2 separate regions of the Mus musculus genome follow, and region 2 is linked to region 1. Evidence: chromatin contacts called from ENCODE Hi-C or POLR2A ChIA-PET data. All regions are on one chromosome and are shown on one strand. The core of a region is the stretch at or near the end of the contact, and the rest is flanking DNA. Distances in the headings are between cores, read along the strand shown.

Region 1 (5,031 bases), core at 1,386-3,885:
AAGTTAATTAGAATATCTAATACACCATAAGCGCTGTCTACAAAGTTTTGTGATAAATTTTTAGGGAATAATAATGAGAATTTGTATAAAAAGAGATGAATACAATAATATTTCTGTCTTGTTTCATTTTATATAGATCTCATAGCTAACCTCGAATTCACAGAGATCTGCCAGCCTCTGACTCCTGAGTGTTAGGATTAAAGGTGTATGCTACAACTACCCAGTTGCTTTCTTTCTCTCTTAAAAACACAGAGGCAAGGCTGGGCGGTTGTGGCGCACACCTTTGATCCCAGCACTTGGGAGGCAGAGGCAGGTGGATTTCTCAGTTCAAGGCCAGCCTGGTCTACAAAGTGAGTTCCAGGACAGCCAGGGCTACACAGAGAAACCCTGTTTCGAAAAACCAAAAAAAAAAAAGAAAGAAAGAAAGAAAAAGAAAGGAAGAGAAGAGAAGAGAAGAGAAGAGAAGAGAAGAGAAGAGAAGAGAAGAGAAGAGAAGAGAAGAGAAGAGAAGAGGCAAATAAAAAAGATGAACATGAATAAAGCAAAATGAACAAATTAACAAAAAATTTAAACAAAGGAAGAACATGGAAAATACATACACACACACATTCACACTCACACCATAGAAACTCAATATCAGAAACTGTAATATGCAAGCAAAAGACCAATAATGTAAAAAAATCTCAAACAGAGCAAAATGAGACAACAATTGTGTTAGCCATCTATTGTTGGGCATGAGGCCTGCCCTTAAGTGTGGTTTGTATATCCAGTGAGAAACTAATTTTTTTCCTTTGTGAGTGGTTGGAGATAGTTTCTTGGTTGGGGGATAGAAACTCATGCCAACTTTCCTCATCTCAGCATTATAACCCCCATCTAGGTTAGACCTGTGCTGGTCCTGAGCATGCTGCCACAGTCTGTGTGGATTTGTATGTGTGACATTCCTGTTAGGACTGGAAGATGCTGGTTCCTCGACATCATCCATCTCCTCTGGCTCTAAGGCTCTTTCTGCCTCCTCTTCTGCATAGTTCCCTCAGAGCTGAGGGGAGGAATTTGATGGAAACATCTCATTGAGGACTGAATGCTCCAAGGTCTCTTAGTCTCTGCACATTGTCCAGCTCTGGGTCCCTGAATTTGCTCCCATCTGATGCAGGGGGAAGCTTCTCTGATGATGGATGATTGAGACACTGATCTATAAGCATAGCAGAATGAAGTGGAAGTTTCTGTTTGTATCATGTGATGAAGACTCACATGGGATTTGGAGAGAGTATAAATAGAACTCAATAGACAGTCTTGCCAGGCTAGTGTCAGGCCTTGGTGCCCTCTCATGAGATGACTCCCAAGTTAAGCCACCTTTCCCTCAGTCTCTTCTCCATATTTGTCCCTGCAGTTCTTTTAGACAGGAACACTTCTGGGTTGGACATTTTGACGGTTGGTTAGGAACCCTGTCCCTCTGCTTGAGGCCCTGTCTATCTACTGGAGGTAGACTCTTCCAGTTCTCTCTCCCCAACATTGGGCATTTTGGCTAAGGTCACCATCATTGAGTCCTTAGAGTCTCTCACCTCACAAGTCTCTAGTACTTTCTAGAGGAACCTCCCTCCCCCAACCCCTGATGCTGCTTATCTCCACACATTTTCTTGGCCCTCTGAACTTCCCTCCTGCCACTGCCCCTGCCACTGCCCCTGCCACTGCCCCTGCCCCTGCCCACACCTGATCATGTTCCCTTTTTCCCCTCCCCCTCCCTTCTCCCACCCAGATCCCTCCCTGTGCCTCTTGTGATGATTTTCTTTCCCCTTCTAAGTGGGATACTATAGTATCATCACTTGGGCCTTTCTGCTTGTTATACTTCTTACAGTCTGTGGATTTTATCTTAGGTATTCTGTACTTTTTTGGCTAATATCCAATTAGTGAGTACAAACCATGCATGTCCTTTTGGGTTTGAGTTACCTCACTCAAGATGATATTTTCTAATGCCATCCATTTGTCTACAAAACTCATGATATCTTCGTTTTTAATAGCTGAAACGTATTCCTTTGTGTAAATGAACCACATTTTCTGTATCCATTCTTCATTTGAGGGACATCCAGGCTGTTCCCATCTTCTGCCTATTACAAGTAAGGCTGCTATGAACATGGTGGAACACATGTCCTTGTGGTATGGTTGGGTGTCTTTTGGGTCTATGCCCAATAATGGTATAACTGGGAGCTGGGTCTTCAGGTAGAACTACTTCCAATTGTCTGAGGAACCACCAGATTGATTTCCGGGGTGGTTGTACCTGTTTGCAATCCCACCAGCAATGGAGGAGTGTTCCATTATATTTCAGAAGCAGAACTACAGAAGCCAGAAGCAAGGTTAATGCATTTAGAGACTTTCCTAGAACTATGGTCACTGATGGGTAAGTCTTTGTTTTCATTTTGGCAGGTGGACTCTGTTTGATGCCCTGGATGGTATGGCCATCAGGGAGTCAGTTGTGCTGAGGTATGGGGACCTGTTACCCCTTGAACATATGCTACTCCAGGGCATGTGTTATTATCTTGCTTCCCCCCCAGTGCTTAACTCTGTATTAAAACCCTTTCATAATTATCTCCAGCCCCACCCATACTGACTTGACCTGACCTTCCTCTCTGCAGGGAAGTCATTCCTTAGTTGAACCTGCCCACATTGCTACAGCATTGAGCCGCATCTCAGGCTGCCGCTGACAATACCGTTTGGCTAGAGGTACCCTGTTCAAAAACAAGAAGTACAAGACAAGGTTGGAACATCCTGTAGCTTGAAATAAAGATAAGAACAGCCAGACACTTTTTATCTGTCAACAGAGTCATTCCAGTAATTCCTGCATTTGTCATGTAAGGAAATGCTGAGACCATTTTCTGAAGGTAGCACGTGCCCCGCCCCCGCCCCCATAATGATCTATCATCATGTGGTGAAGAGATTGTGACACTTAGTAGGCTAATGGATCACAAGCAAGTGACCCAATCCAAAGGTTTTATTACTCAGAACACTCGGAAGCATGGGGACACGGGAAGAATGGTCTTGCTTCCTCGTCCAAGTGTGACACGTGACAGAAGCACATGCCCTCCTTCTTTGCACATTTAATAGGACAAAGGTTAGAACAAGGCTAGCATTCACTGAATGCCAAGAATGCAAAGACCAGATCTGGTGCTCGCTTGTCATTTGTAGCTCATGTTTCTCAGAGAACCCCAACAGCTTAGATATACAAAACAAAAACCTGGGCTGTTCCATATATAGAACCCCTGGCCTTATCTGAGAAACCTCTTAGCTAGACTGAGACTCGGCTCTCTGTTTTCACAAAATATTGTTCTCATTGCAATACTATACAAAATACTTTCTCATTGTCTCTGCCTTACAGATGGACTAAAATTTAACAATTTGTCAGAGAACTCCCAAAGTTGCAGGGCAAAGCTAGACGTTCAGTGTCAAGGACGGTGTCTCCAAACCCAAAGTTATTACTGAGCCATATCACAAATTCAGTAAGATACCTATTCATATTTCAGTATTTCTCTACCAACAGTACTAACTTCAACTAGGCATGTGACATGTGCTCCTATCATATGTCATACCTGTAATTCTAACACTGGTGTTGTAGAGACAAGAAAGAATGCTTAAAGCTCAAGACCAGTATGGACTACATAACTACTTCCAAGCTAACCTGGACTGTGCAAAGCAGTCATGCCTTTGAAGAAGAAGAGGAGGAGGAGGAAAAGGAGGAGAGGAGGAGGGATTCAATCCCCAATTCATAGCATGTTAGCTCTCTGTGGTTTTGTTTTCTTCCTATCCTGTTCCCCCAAAAAACAATATCACATAGCTTCTTTAATTATATTGCTAGTTTGTGTCTGGTTTCACTTTTATTGCTGTGGTAAAATATCCTGACGAAACAACTTTAAGTGGGAATGAGTATATTTGGCTTACAGCTCCAGGCTACATTTAGGGAAGTCAAGGCAGGAGTTTGAAGTTCATCACACACATCCTGTCAAGAACAGAAAGAAGCAAATGCATGCATGCATGCTTATGTTCAGCAGCTTTTCTCAGACTGATACTGTTCAGAGCTCAGCACACAAAATGGCAAGGACCACAGTTGGGGTAGATCTTCTCACCTCAATTAATCCAGCAAAGGAAAATCCCTCACAGACAAGCAAGCCCTCAGGCCACCCTGGTTTAGGAACTCCTTTGAGACTCTTCCCTGGTGACTTTAGATTGAGTCATGTTGACAATTAAAATGATCACAGTTGGTATATATTATAATTCGGCTCAGTAGCTCAAGCAGAATGATAAACTAATGAATGTCATATTCTACTTCTCAGATGCTTTTGGCTGCGTCTCCCTAAAGCACACAGTGTTGCTTCAAGCCAAAATATTTGGGAATCATGATTAGCCATAACTAATGGAGGCAACTTGTCAGGAACTTGAAGGCTGCTGCCAGCTGAACTGTTTCTCAAACAAAACACTGAGTCTGCGCGCATGAATCTTTCAGCTGGGTAGTATCGTCACAGATACTTCTGGTTGGCTTTACAGTCTCTGGTTTCAAAGGTCTGCTTTCTTATCTCTAAAGTGTGTGTATTTATAGGTGCTGCAAGCTTCTAAACTATGCCACTGTGAGAAATGATGTGGCACTTAAGCGAAACTTTGCCAGAAAGTTGACACTGAGGCTGTCCAAGGACTCAGAAGTACATAGCGTTTCTGGCCACTCTTCAGTGGTTTTGCCTCTCCGTCCTTTCTCAGTGTACACAACAGTATGCACGGAGGCGTAGTGTCTGCTTCCCAAAACTCCAGAAGCATGAGTCAGCTACTCAACTATGATCTACAAATTTGGTAAAAAAAAGCACTGTGACACAGAATGCAAGGCTGGTTTCCAGGAATCACATCTCCAGTGCCCCCAGCATCACTGTCCCAACCAGAGTGAGTGTGAGCTTCCTTTGACATTCACGTTTCTGGCGAGATGTCAGGGATCTTGTATAGCTATGCAATCCCACAGCTTGATGAATGCAGAGTGCTAGTCAGTGTAAACATTAAATG
Region 2 (5,031 bases), core at 755-3,254, 49 kb after region 1:
CTGAGACCCTCTCTCAAAAATAATAAGTAAAAAAATAAATAAATAAAAATAGGGGCCAGGCTGGGAATATAGTTTGGGGGTAAAATGTGTACATATCATGTCTGAAAACCTAGGCTCAATGCCCAGGATCAAAAACAAACAAACAAACAAACAAACAAAAGAGTGCAGCCATTCATGGTGGCTCATGCCCTTAATCACAGCACTTGGGAGGCAGAAGGTAGAAGCTAGGGGGGTCTCTGTGATTTAGTCAGACCAGCCAAGGCTATACAATGATACCCTGTCATCCCTCCCCTGCAAAAAAAAAAAAAAAAAAAAGGGGGGGACAATTAAGCATGAAAGTACATACAAGTCACAAAGGAAGAAATTCCCTAGATGGACATATGAACCCAGGCTTAACCTCAATCAGCAATCGGACCAAATCAATCTAAAACAAATCTCTAATATTAGATCAACTCATAAATCTGCCACCAAAAGATGTTAGGAGTATACACAAGTATGGTTAGTTTGGAGAGTGATGGGGCACTATCCAGAGAAACTGAACCGTATGTCCACTAACAGATCTCCCACCAGGAACTGTGTGTACAGCAGTGGGAGAACACTAAGGATGTCAGTCTCAAGAATTGCAACAGACAAACCTGGAGCAAAGTCAACCTTCACATACATAAAAACAAATCCTCTGGGAAACAACTGAGAAAGAACGGCTATTTCATTTCATTGCTTGTATGCCAAAGACATTTTAAGGATGCATGTGAAAATAACAAATTCTCGCGGCACATGACACTCTAAAAAAATATTTCCGTATTATATTTAGATGTTTGTGCATGTGTGCACATGTATGCTGCCATACCCTTGGAGGTCTGAGAACTCTAAGAATAGGTTTTCTCCTTCCACTGTGTGAGTCTCAGGGACCTGCTCCATGTGCTCAGGTTTGGCAGCACCTACCTGCCTTTTACCAGCAGAGCTTTCTTGCCATTTTCAAGTCTGTATTTGTGATGCCGCCAGAGAACAGAAGATTTAACTCCCAGGAACTGGAGTTACTCTGTTTGTGAACCACCTGCTGTGGGTACTGGGGACCAAATTCTAGTCCTCAATAATAGCCTTATTCCAGAACCATCTCTCCAGCCCCTTACATTTTTTTAAAGACTATGATTTTCTGTATGTTATTTTTTTGCCTGTATGTATGGGCACAACAGTGACACTGACGCAGGAAGAGCAACAACCTGGAGCTGGGGTTATAGGGAGTTGTGAGCCACCAAACAAAGGTGCAGGAAACCAAACTTTTGTCTTCTTCAAGTGCAGTACAAGGTCTCAACCCCTGAGCACTTCCCCAGCCCTCCAAACCATTGTCTCTGTTTTGTTTCATTGTTTTTCGGAGACTGGATTTCTTTATGTAGCCCTGGCTGTCCTGGAACTCTCTTTGTAGAACAAGCAGAGATCTGCCTGCCTCGGTCTCCAGAGTGCTGGGATTAAAGGCAAGAGCCACCACAGCCCAGCCCAAACTATAATTTCAATGAATGAAAGTGTTATCCATGTATAATATTGTCAAATACAAAATAAAAATTAAAAGTCATAAAAGCTGGGCATGGTGCCACAGCTTTTATAGTCCCAGCACTCAGGAGACAGAGGCAGGTGGAGGATCACTATGAGTTCCTGGCCAGACTGGCCTACATAGTAAATTCCAAGACAGTGAGAATCTGTATAACAAAATTAAGCAAATAAAAGTAGTCATAATCTTATAGATGGGTATTTACATTTCAGTTGCTTAAAAAACAATAAATTTTGTAAACACTATTTTTGCAAGTGCTTACAAGTTTAAAAGGGAAGAAACTTTCCAAATGTCATTAGAATAAAGCAGTCACCTTAGTACAAAATAACTGACGATGCTCAATATTAGGGTAGCCGATAAAAGTAAGCACAAGTTGAAAACGGATGTTAGAGGTTGCTTAAAAGTTCCAGAGAGCCCAACAAGCTCTTTCACCCCAAACGCCACCCAGTGTAAGACAAAAGCGCATGCGCAGCAAGCCTGACGCGTGCGTACTCAACGCCCGCCCATAGGAAGCGGAAGGGAAAAGATGGCGGCGCCGAGTGTCCCCACGCCGTTGTACGGGCACGTGGGTCGCGGAGCCTTCCGCGACGTGTACGAGCCAGCGGAGGACACGTTCCTGTTACTGGACGCGCTCGAGGCGGCGGCGGCCGAGCTAGCAGGGTGCGAGGAGGGTGCGCGCCTCAGGGGGAGAGAACGGGGTGGCCGGGAGGCGGAAGCCGGAACTTGCCGCCCTCCTCCGGAAGTGGTGGGCCGGCCTACTTTCTGGTGATTGACAGCAGAGAGGGGTAAAGGAGGCGTGTCCGGCGGGCTGGGGTTAGAGCATCGCTCAGATGTTCCTGCGGCTTCAAGGTCACCCTGCCCTGCCTTTTAGCTGTTAATCTGAAGAATGTAAACGCGCCTCTGAGGAGCAGCCGGAGTTTAGCAACCAGAAGCAAGATGTCCCAAAACTTTCCTAATTTTCTATTTTAATTTTTTTAAGTGAATATGTAAAACTCGCCTTAGTGCAAGAATAACATCCTCTAGCAAAGGAAGAACACATAAGGATCAGTGAACTATTAAATTCACTCAACCTAGTCAAGGAACAACCACTAGCCGTCTGAGCACTTAAAGTGTTATTGCAACTGGGATTTTTTTGTTTTGTTTTGTTTTTTAATTGAACTGTTAGAATTTTAGTTGCATGTGGTTAGAACTATTAGGGAAGGTTTAAATAGTCACGTGCCTCCGCCGGTAGGATTTTCACTAGCCTGATTTGTTGAAGGATTGGCCATAGCTTTAATTGACATAAATAGTAAATGCCCACATGTTAACTTTTCTGAGAAAAGAATTTGAGCTGAGAACGGGAAAGATGGCTCAGCTGGTAAAGGCACTCGCTGTCAAGCCTGCAGACCTGAGTTCCGGCCTCAGAAACTACTACAGGTTGTTCTTGGAGGTTCAGTTACAATGCTGAGGACCATTCTGCACACATACATATAATCACTCTAATAAAATAGTTTGCCGAAAGAATATGGGTCATTAACTTAATGGCCAAGATTCCTACTGGGTGTCTCCAGAACGAAATAGCCATCATGTTTATTTATATTGTCACTTTTTTTCTGCCTATAAAACCAGTCTTTCTTCATAGATGGTGGAGCATTTTGAGCTACTGGAATATCTCGTGGAGCACTGAATTGTAACTTGAATGCTCAAAACAGCTCAGAAAAATTTACAGCTACAAATTGCATTGCTTCGTATGCTGTAATAGAGCTGACCTTGTTACAAAGGCTAGGAATTCTAGTTATTTTTGAGACCGTAATGATTATTTCCATAAAGAAGGCACCTGGTAAGATTCACAGACTTTACTATGACCCACTAGTGGCTTGCGTGTCCTGTTATGTGGGTCACATAGATATGTGGCTGATTCTAAAGGTAAAAAGGAAATACTGTAACTTCTTCTTGAGTTGTTTGAACAGTTAAGTGACAGAAAAATCTTGTAAATGTCATCAGGCCAATCAGTCATGGAAATTAAGTAGTGCTTTTGACACACTGATAGTGATCAAAGGAAATACATTTATTGGAAAGTTATATAAGATTTTTAAATTTAGAAAGCTAAGATTATTGGCATTCTAAGATCAGACACTGAAGTACTTGCCCAACACAGTACTCTCGTAGGGAGAGAGGTCTTTGTTATTCATGTATCTAGGTAGATGGAAGGCTTTTAGCAAACCCTAGGATATGCTGCTGGGTTTATTTAAGTACTTCAATTTAAATACTGTACACACCTAAACTATTAGCATGCTTGAGCTATGAAATAATAAGCACTAAGTAGTTGCCAGAAATGGTAAATCCCTTTTATTCCCACATATTTGCAAGTGAGTGATGGTGCTGGGGAAATACATTATATGGCATGAGAGTTGTCTTCCATGAAGAATTATCTTCATAAGAAGGAACTAAATACTTTGTTTTTGTTGTTAGAGTGGAAATATGCCTTGAAGTAGGAGCAGGATCTGGTGTGGTGTCTGCATTCCTGGCCTCCATGATAGGTCCTCGGGCCTTATACATGTGAGTATGTGATGTTCCTCCACCCCTCCTGGGTCTCTGTGACTGCAGCAGCTCAAGTGGAACATTTTAAATAGACAATACGTCTCTGATAGTGAGGACTCAAGTCACAGCTTATGCTGGCCCCCAGCTGTAGCCTCCCGTTCACTCCTTCGTGCTGTGTGATTTTAGAAGCAACACAACTTTATGCTATCTCTACTTTTAATCGTTCTCAGGTAAACAGTTTGTCTGTTGTAAAATAGGTGCAAAGTTGAATGTCCTTGCAGAGAACTTGAGAATACAAAAGCCAGGAGGAAACAGCAGAAGATTTTACCATACGTGGGACAAATGTGTTTCTTGCAGCTCGTTACCGCCTATGTCGTTTGTGTGGCAGTGTCCGGGCAGCGATCTCTTTCCCTTTTCATTTGCTGGCCGTTTCAGATGAGTGTGGGCAGATTTTTCAGCAATGCTTGCCTTTGTTATAACAAGCCTTTGCTTGCTTTTTCTTTGCCATTATGAAAACATTCTGGATTTTTTTTTCCCAACACCATGTTCGAGTTAAGAAAGCATTCCTAACTTTACCCCAGCAGGAGTCTGCTGGTACACTGTCTGCTTCCAGACATCCTCCTGATCTTTCCCTCTGTCTCGCGTTGATAGGTGCACTGATATCAACCCTGAGGCAGCCGCATGTACCTTGGAAACAGCACGCTGTAACAGAGTCCATGTTCAGCCAGTGATCACAGATTTGGTGAGCATTAATCCTCGTTCAGTAGTGATCGATTTCGATTCATTGATGGTCAGTCACTTTTAGTGGAAATACACTTAAGGAATTAGTTTTGTTTTGTTTTGTTTGTATGAGACAAAGTGGCATGTAGCCCAGGCTAGCCTCAAACTTCCTATACAGACACAGATGACCTTGAACTCTTTTTTTTTTTTTAATTTTTAATTAAAATTTTTCTCTTTTACTTTTT

What was found. Hi-C counts contacts between places; a loop is a spot of excess contacts on that map. ChIA-PET counts read pairs that join two places held with the same protein, here RNA polymerase II (POLR2A).
Region 2: a map of heart shows a loop between it and region 1 (2.2-fold over the local background). The contact joins the promoter of N6amt1 here to the enhancer-like site in region 1. A Hi-C loop is called at or near these places in 2 of 37 maps with a recorded cell type or tissue (both heart). POLR2A ChIA-PET finds 5 or more read pairs at or near these places in 1 of 5 experiments (Patski).

The regions. Positions count from the first base shown.
Region 1 is chr16:87,302,761-87,307,791 of GRCm38, forward strand. No RefSeq gene overlaps it. Among named protein-coding and RNA genes, the nearest start is that of N6amt1, 49 kb to the right of the region's middle. Within about 2 kb of position 2,636, at least 1 of the 3 ENCODE cell types and tissues checked has a DNase peak (open chromatin) inside an H3K27ac peak, as active enhancers do; it is heart, where a contact is called at or near this core.
Region 2 is chr16:87,352,181-87,357,211 of GRCm38, forward strand. It overlaps N6amt1 (N-6 adenine-specific DNA methyltransferase 1 (putative)), which reads left to right and starts at 2,005. Exons shown (of 6, transcript NM_026366.2): 1 at 2,005-2,206; 2 at 3,998-4,084; 3 at 4,718-4,808. The coding sequence starts at 2,073.